2 separate regions of the Homo sapiens genome follow, and region 2 is linked to region 1. The links are chromatin contacts, found by Hi-C in ENCODE. All regions are on one chromosome and are shown on one strand. The core of a region is the stretch at or near the end of the contact, and the rest is flanking DNA. Distances in the headings are between cores, read along the strand shown. Region 1 has its middle 270 kb from the start of UBE2E2-DT. Region 2 holds the start of UBE2E1 (ubiquitin conjugating enzyme E2 E1).

Region 1 (4,088 bases), core at 519-3,018:
AGCTACGTGGGTGGGACGGTGAGGAGGGGGGATTGCTTGAGCCCAGAAGGTCAAGGCTGCAGTAAGTCCTGATCACACCACTGCACTCTAGCCCAGGCAACAAAGTGAGACCCTGTCTCAAAAAATAATAATAATAATAAATTGTTTTTCTATATACTAGCAGTGAAAACTCGAATATTGAAATTAAAAATTAGTGTTATTTATATAGCATCAAAATATATTAAATAATCAGGGATGGATCTTACAAAAAATATAAAACACTAAAAACTTTAAACAATACTGAGAGAAATTAAGGAAGACCTAAACAACGGAAATATGGGAAATATATATTGAATTCGTGTGTTGAAAGACTCAGTGTCATTTCTCTCAAATTGATTAATAGGTTCAATATGTTCCCAATAAAATCCCAGCAATGTAGAAATTGACAAACACATTCTAAAATTCATATGAAAACACTAAGGACTCAGGGGAGGCAAAACAACTTGGAAAAAGAACAAAGTTGGAGAATTAACACTACCTCATTTCAAAACTTATTATAAAGCTACGATAATCAAAATAGTGGGATTAATATAAAGGTAGACAAATTCATCTGTGAAACAGAATGAAATATACAGAAACAGACTCATCCATATAGGAGCAGTTGATTTTTCACAAAGATACAAAGAAAAGTCAGTGAAGAAAGGACAGTCTTTTTGACAAATGATGCTCGGAAAATCGATGTCCATTCACACACACACACTGAAAAGAATTCATACCCCAGCTACATACAAATGTACAAAAAATAATTCAAAATGGATCTGTAAAAATCTTCTAGAAGAAAATAAAAGTTTTCTAGATACCACAAAGATTTTCTAGATTTTCTAGGCAAAGATTTTCTAGATACCACATCAAAAGCACAATCTATATAAGAACAAACTGGACTTCCTCAAAATTAAAAATTTTGCTCTTCAAAAAATACTGTAAAGAGAATAAACAGAAGCCACAACTTAGGAAAAAAATTGCAAACTGTGCTTCTTATAAGGGGCTTGTATTTAGAATTTATGAAGAATTTATAAAGAATCATATATTGCTGGTGTGGCAGGCCAATTCTCCCTGGCTATCACACAGACAGGCCTGCATGACAGTCACACAGACAGGCCTGCATAGCAACCCAGTTACACAGACAAATTTCCACTGCGCTGCCTTCACATTGAGCAAATAGTTAAACCTAGGGAAATCGGTGCCCAGACATCAAAGCTAGAAATGAAACACATGGTCAGTAGGAGGCTTGCATGGGCTTCTCCTTCGCTGGAGCAAGCCAAAATAATAAACAGTTTTACATTCCCAGTGCCAGGACCTGTCTTGGGTCAACAAAATCTGAGACAAGTCAAGGTAACAGAGGCAGCTGTTTGAATAGATTCAATGGAGAGTCTAAGGCAGCTCTCCAGACCAAGCTGTAAAGGAGATAAGATAGAAATAATCACTGCAGTACCACAATAGGCAGGCCTTGAATGTACTGGGGCCCTTTTAATCGGACTTAGCAAGCATTTTTTGCCTCTGACCTAGTTGGAACAAAATTAGTTACCAATAGACTTAGGCGAATGCTATGCTATAGGTACATAACCCCAATCTATATAAGGACTAAGAAAATTGTAACACTTTGAGTTGGTCTAGTGGAATTACCTCTGGCCTTCTCACTGTATCCAGTTACAGTAATAAATTCCCTTCTTCCTAGTTTGTCTGCTTCTCATTATTGGGACTTGAGAAAATGCAGCCGGACCCGGCTTCGTTCCAGGAACACTAGCAGGAATGTAAAATGGTATAACCACTCTGAAAAACAATTTGACAGGTTCTTAAACAGTTACACAAACACTACCATATGATCCAGCCATTCCATTCCTAGGTATTTTACCAAGAGAAAAGAAAGCATATGTCTACACAAACACTGTACATTGATGTTCATAACAAATTAATTTATGATAATCGAAAGCTGGAAACAACCTAGCTGTCCATCAACAGGTGAATGAATAAACAAACTAGTATATCTGCACAATGGAATTCTCCTCATTAATGAAAATGAACCCACTACATTCAATAGTAGTTGATTCCTACTGCAACATGAATGAATCTCAATATAAGTATGCTGACTGAAGAAGAACAATTAACAAAGAGTACATACTGTATGATTGCTTCCTATAAAATGCTAGAAAATGAGAACATAGAATATAGAGACAGAAAGCAGATCGGTCATTGCCTTGGGTTAGGGGTGAGGGAGGGAGAGGTGACAGGACAAGATTGCAAAGGGGCGTGATGGCTATCCTCAATATCTTGATTGTGGTGATGGTTTCATGGGTGCACGTTTACATCAAAACTTAGGAAATTGTACTCTTTAAATATGCACTGCTCATCTTCTGTCAATTATACTTTAATAAACCATTTTTATAACCTAAAATCTACATCTCAAATACTGCCTTCTCATTTAGTGGGACTTTGCCCCATACACCCTCCTCATCACATGCTTCTCATGTCAGAGTTAGTAAATACTACATACAAACAAGAAGAGGAGTTATGCAACTGGGAAGCACTTGGACACTCATCTCCAGAAAGGGTGAAGACCAATAATCTACCACAACCATATCTCAGTGGGTATATACAAAATTCCAGTTCAAGATAAGGTCACATACATTATACCTAACAAGTCTGGATGGAGACATAGCTTCAGAAAGACAGAATAGGCCAAGAAGAACCTAGATGCAAGGTGTTAATGAGAAAACCAAAGGCAATGACCAACATGAAAAATGGAGCCAACAAGAGTCATGCAAAAAAGACAGATCCAAGTCTACTGAATGGGGCTCAGGTCTAATTACATTAGTATTACAGTGTCTGCAAATTTACTTTAAAATACTTCATCAAGGTTATCATGATATTATGAGTTTATGCTTTAAATCTAGAGGCAGCCAGTTGCCCTGAGAATTCAAACTTTAAGGAAGATAAGCAGGTATTCTATTAGAAGTGCCATGCTCCATGGTACTGGTACCAAAACAGATATATAGACCAATGGAACAGAACAGAGACCTCACAAATAACACCACACATCTACAACCATCTGATCTTCAACAAACCTGACAAAAACAAGCAATGGGGAAAGGATTCCCTATTTAATAAATGGTGCAGGGAAAACTGGCTAACCAACTGCAGAAAACAGAAACTGGACCCCTTCTTTACACATTATACAAAAATTAACTCAAGATGGATTAAAGACTTAAATGTAAAACTCAAAACCATAAAAACCCTAGAGGAAAACCTAGGCAATATCATTCAGGACATAGGCATGTGCAAAGACATCGTGGCTAAAACACCAAAAGCAATTGCAACAAAAGCCAAACTTGAAAAATAGGATCTAATTAAACTAAAGAGTTTCTGCACAGCAAAAGAAACTATCATCAGAGTGAACAGGCAACCTACAGAATGGGAGAAAATTTTCGCAGTCTACCCATATGACAAACATCTAATATCCAGAATCTACAAGGAAATTAAACAAATTTACAAGAAAAAAAACAATCCCATCAAAAAGTGGGCAAAGGATATGAAGAGACATTTCTCAAAAGAAGACATTTATGTGGCCAATAAACATGAAAAAAAGCTCATCATCACTGGTCACTAAAGAAATGCAAATCAAAACCACAGTGAGATACCATCTCACTCCAGTAAGAATGGCGATTATAAAAAAGTCAGGAGACAATAGATGCTGGCGAGGCTGTGGAGAAATAGGAACACTTTTACACTGTTGGTGGGACTGTAAACTAGTTCAACCACTGTGGAAGACAGTGTGGCAATTCCTCAAGAATCTAGAACCAGAAATACCATTTGACTCAGCAATCCTATTACTGGGTATATACCCAAAGGATTATAAATCATTCTACTATAAAGACATATGCACATATGTTTATTGTGGCACTATTCACAATAGCAAAGACTTGGAACCTACCCAAATGTCCATCAAAGATAGACTGGATAAAGAAAATATGGCACGTATACACCATGGAATACTATGCAGCCATAAAAAAGAATGAGATCATGTCCTTTGCAGGGACATGGATGAAGCTGGA
Region 2 (4,088 bases), core at 1,079-3,578, 880 kb after region 1:
CCTAAGACAGCTGCATACAGGTCTTAAAAATAATTCGACATAAAGATTAGTCTTTTGAGAGGACTGGATTCTTTTCTAAACATTTTGAAGTTTTTATTCCCTGTCATCAGGTCATTCCAAAACGATAAAGCACTAACTTAAGCTAGCTGGAATTAGAGATTAGGGGGAACAGTACACAAAAGAGGGCAAGAAACCTTCCAGACAGGTGGTTGGGAAATCACTTTTCCTTATAGGAGGAGCTGTTAGATTTCATGATTTCTTTCACAAGGAATCAGTCCAACCCAAGCATCAGTAACACAACACAAAATATCATGTTCTGTTACAAAAGAATTCTTATTATAGCTGGTAGGCAATTTATGCAAACCAATATTAAAGAAAAAATTCACCTACTGTCCTGATCACTTCAGCAAATCAAACCTTTTATTTTCCTGTGATCTCTGCTAGTTCTTGTCTTTATAACACATGATTTTTTTACTGGTTGTATTCATAATGTAGACATATATTTTTAAGTATCAGAAATCCAAATTTTCATAGGAGGAAATTTCAATTTTAATAACTATTTTTAGATTATTTTCCTCATCCTGAGTTTATTTCATCTTCTTATTGTTTTCTTCTGAATTTACATCTTTTCATCAGAACAAAAAGAATACAATCAGTTTTTCAGAAGTTTAAAAAATTTTTTCAAATATATAGCAAAGAATGTCATCATTTTTATATACTCTACCAGGACTCCTGAAACCAAACACTTAAGAAAGGTTATGTCTGGAAATTTTTTCAAAATCTATATGCATTTCAGTGGTGGAGAAATAGTTCTGTCTGGAAGCAGGAGGCTGAAATTATGACCCTGAAGATTTCTTCCAGCTTTTGAACTTCTTATTCTATGACAACTCCTGGTAGATACAGGTTTCCTGGTAGGGATTGAGCAAGAAGCATGCACAATTACTTTATGAGTCTTGATAAAGCTGGAATTTCAGGTTGATGGTTAGAAGGAGTTCGGCTGGGTCGTGAGAATGCTTGTTTTCCTGGTTACTGGATATGCCATGGGCTGTATATCTTGTGTTGTCCTGTGGTAACTGAAGCCACTGTTGCTGTGGAAAATGATGGCAGTTTGAATGAGATAATTTAGAGTGACCTATGGAAATCTGAGGCTGTCTCCTTAATGTACAAGACCTTGTATGTGTGGCACTGTTGTATTTGAATGGCACACATCTCTTTAGTTCCCTTCAACTGAAATGACAAAAGGTGAGAAACTGAATCGTAATTTGATGGCTTAATATTAAAAAAAAATTGGCAAAAATGCTAAATAAGGAACAATTCAGAAGAATTGCTGATCATTTCAAAAATATTATTTGCATAGCATTTATAGGTAGCTAAAGAAAGAGAAAAATGGCTTAATATTTTAAAAATAATTTGGTCAATTTAGCGATCTGGGGATTCTGCGATCCCCAGAACTTTGCATCCAATTTCCAAAAACCAAACCTTACATCTAATGTAAAATGACACAAAAAATTCTAAATCCAGTCTAATTCAGTAGTATATAGCTTATTCCCAGTGATGTCTCACATTCGCAAGCCCGTTACACGTTGGTTTTACCTGTCACCAAAACCTTTGTATCACTCTTATAAAAAACCACATCACTTTCTATAAAAAGTGAGTGGAAGAATCTAATATTGTAAAACTGCACGTGCCTCGCGTGACCTGAGCAGAAAATTCCTAGTTTGGGATTTTCTCACAGGCATACCTAAACTGACCTCTGCTCCTAGCAGGTAAATTGCTAGAAGGAGAAGCAAGTGTCAGTCCAAAGAAAACCCTTGTTGTGTGATTTTTTTTTTCTCTTTAATCGCTTTTTAGGTGGAGTACCCGCTGCATTCTCTAAAGTCTTTGCCACCACCAGATTACCAACGTTTTCACCAATTTGCCACCTCCCTACTCCTCTCCTTTCCAAAAGCCCTCATTGGAAAGAACTTTCTCTCGTGACCCCCCTATTCCATCTAGTTCCAATCACTCCCAGCGCCCCCCATCTCCATCGGCTTCCCCTCTCCCGCCCAGAATCCAGGTTCCCAAACCACTTAAGAGAAAATTCACAACCCTCGCCCCCTTCCCGGGCGTCCGGAGGAGGCGCTGGGGTGGGGGTGTCTGTGGGGGACAGGGTTTCCTGGGGTCTCCTGGGTCTTCCTCGCGCACCCCCAGGAGGTGTTGCAGGGGGAGGGGAGCGCGGGTGGGTGGGACCGGGCCGGGTGGGGGAGGGGTGAGGGCGAGGAGGAGGAGGAGGAGGAGGCGGCGGCGGAGGAGTGGTGTGTGTGCGAGCGTGTGTGGCTGGGGGAAGCCATTGCCTGTTTAATAGTTGCTGTTGCTGCACTTCCGCTTCTCTCCCAGCGAGAGAGAGACACGAGTGGCCAGGCCCAGCCGCAGCCGCAGCAGCAGCCGCCGCGGCGGCACGGAGGAGCCAGACACAAAGAGAGGTACGGGGATCCCCCCAGCGGCCCGCCGCCCCCCGGCCGCGCCGCCGGGCCTCGGGGACACCCCTCGCCGCCTCCCCCGACTCGCGCCGCCGGGGCCGCCGGGCCGCAGGGCACGGGGCCGGCGCGGGGGGGGAGCGGAGAGGGGCTGGGGAGCCCCAGGGGTCCGGGGCCCGCCCGCGGGGGATGGGCAGGGACCCCGGGCCGCGTGGGGTGCGGGGGCCGCCCGCATTGAGGACGGGGGTCATTGTGGCTCGAACTGTCAGCGCTGCCCCAAGAGCCCCCCACTGGCCACCGAGGGGCCCGGGAGCGGGGGTGGGAGGGAGTTGGGGGAGCCCCGTTTTCCCCAGGGGCGGGGGTTCGCGGGGATTAACCCCTCCGGGGCGGAAGGGCTCATTGTTATGTCTTCGCTGCGGAGGCCGACCCCCCCATTCCCCGCCGCAGCCCCTATCCCCCTACAGGAGTGGCGATCGGGCGTGTGCTCCGGACCCCCGCCCGGCCGCATAGCTGTGAGCAGGGCGGCCAGAGGCAGGCAGGCCGGGAGGGGCGTCGGGGCGCGGCGCGGGGGGGCCTCGGGCCTCGTCGCCCCTGCCCCCCGCCGGCCTCTCCCTTCCCCCACCCGGGCACCCGCTCCCCGCCTCCGTCCCCCTGTTTCGGCTTCCTCTCTTACTCCTTCCCGCCCCTCCTCTCTTCCCGACCTCGCCAAACTCCGCTCGTGGCCCCACAGTCTCACCCGGGCCACCGGCCCCTCACGACCCCCGGAAAGCGGACAAAAACAGCCCCGAGGCCGGCCGGCCGCCGGGACCTTCCCTCCCTGCCCCGCCGTGGCGCCCCGCGCCCCCCGCCCTGCCCTCCTTCGCCTCCCGGGCTACTCCCTCCCTGCCCAGCGGAGAGCCCCGGGGGGCGAGGGAGGGGCCTCTCTCCTAGCTCCAGACCGTTTTCCCACAGCGTTCCCCACTTGGGGCCAAAAATAAACAAGCCGCGTCCGATTTGCAAAAGCCTTAATGGGCCTGCAGACTTTGAAAAGCGAGTGGAGGGCGGTGGGCGGCCGCGTGCGCCCCTGGTCAATGCCCTCCTGACAGCACCCGAGTTCCTTATTTACACTGGCTGCATGGTTTGTGTGTTTCTGTTTTGTTTCTCTCCCCCTGCAGGGGCTGTTTGCGGGGTGGGGTGGGGGGTTCGCTATGTCGGATGACGATTCGAGGGCCAGCACCAGCTCCTCCTCATCTTCGTCTTCCAACCAGCAAACCGAGAAAGAAACAAACACCCCCAAGAAGAAGGAGAGTAAAGTCAGCATGAGCAAAAACTCCAAACTCCTCTCCACCAGCGCCAAGAGGTACTGTGCTCTTTTTTTTTTCCACAGGCTTCCTATTTCCGAACTGCCTCTTGCTGCATTTGGTCTGCCTCCCAATGAGGATAGCTTAAACGCTCCTCATGGTTTATGTGTTCTTAAAAATGAAAGAAGGGCCTTGGAAGCCCTAATTATTTTCTCTATTGCTGCTTCTGTTTTTAAATCATTGCTCACATGCAGCTGTTGCGGCTTGCCTCTCGCATTTCTTGCTGAAGTTTGTAAGATTCCTCGTTACTTTTATTAGTGACCCCCAAATCTGATTTCAGATTTCTTGTCCT

Evidence for each region. Hi-C counts contacts between places; a loop is a spot of excess contacts on that map. Pooled maps may share reads with other maps.
Region 2: a map of OCI-LY7 shows a loop between it and region 1 (2.8-fold over the local background). The contact joins the promoter of UBE2E1 here to the enhancer-like site in region 1. A Hi-C loop is called at or near these places in 4 of 168 maps with a recorded cell type or tissue (MCF 10A, OCI-LY7, chondrocyte and 1 more), 20 of 37 single-sample maps with no recorded cell type and 13 of 50 pooled maps.

Annotation. Positions count from the first base shown.
Region 1 is chr3:22,927,174-22,931,261 of GRCh38, forward strand. No RefSeq gene overlaps it. Among named protein-coding and RNA genes, the nearest start is that of UBE2E2-DT, 270 kb to the right of the region's middle. Within about 2 kb of position 1,769, at least 3 of the 41 ENCODE cell types and tissues checked have a DNase peak (open chromatin) inside an H3K27ac peak, as active enhancers do.
Region 2 is chr3:23,803,627-23,807,714 of GRCh38, forward strand. UBE2E1 (ubiquitin conjugating enzyme E2 E1) reads left to right here and starts at 2,329. Exons shown (of 6, transcript NM_003341.5): 1 at 2,329-2,462; 2 at 3,611-3,795. The coding sequence starts at 3,644. UBE2E1-AS1 (UBE2E1 antisense RNA 1) reads right to left here and starts at 3,279. Exons shown (of 2, transcript NR_046652.1): 1 at 3,193-3,279; 2 at 398-1,088. RefSeq lists silencers at 2,265-2,374, 2,455-2,584, 2,775-3,074, 3,275-3,454 and an enhancer at 3,755-3,844.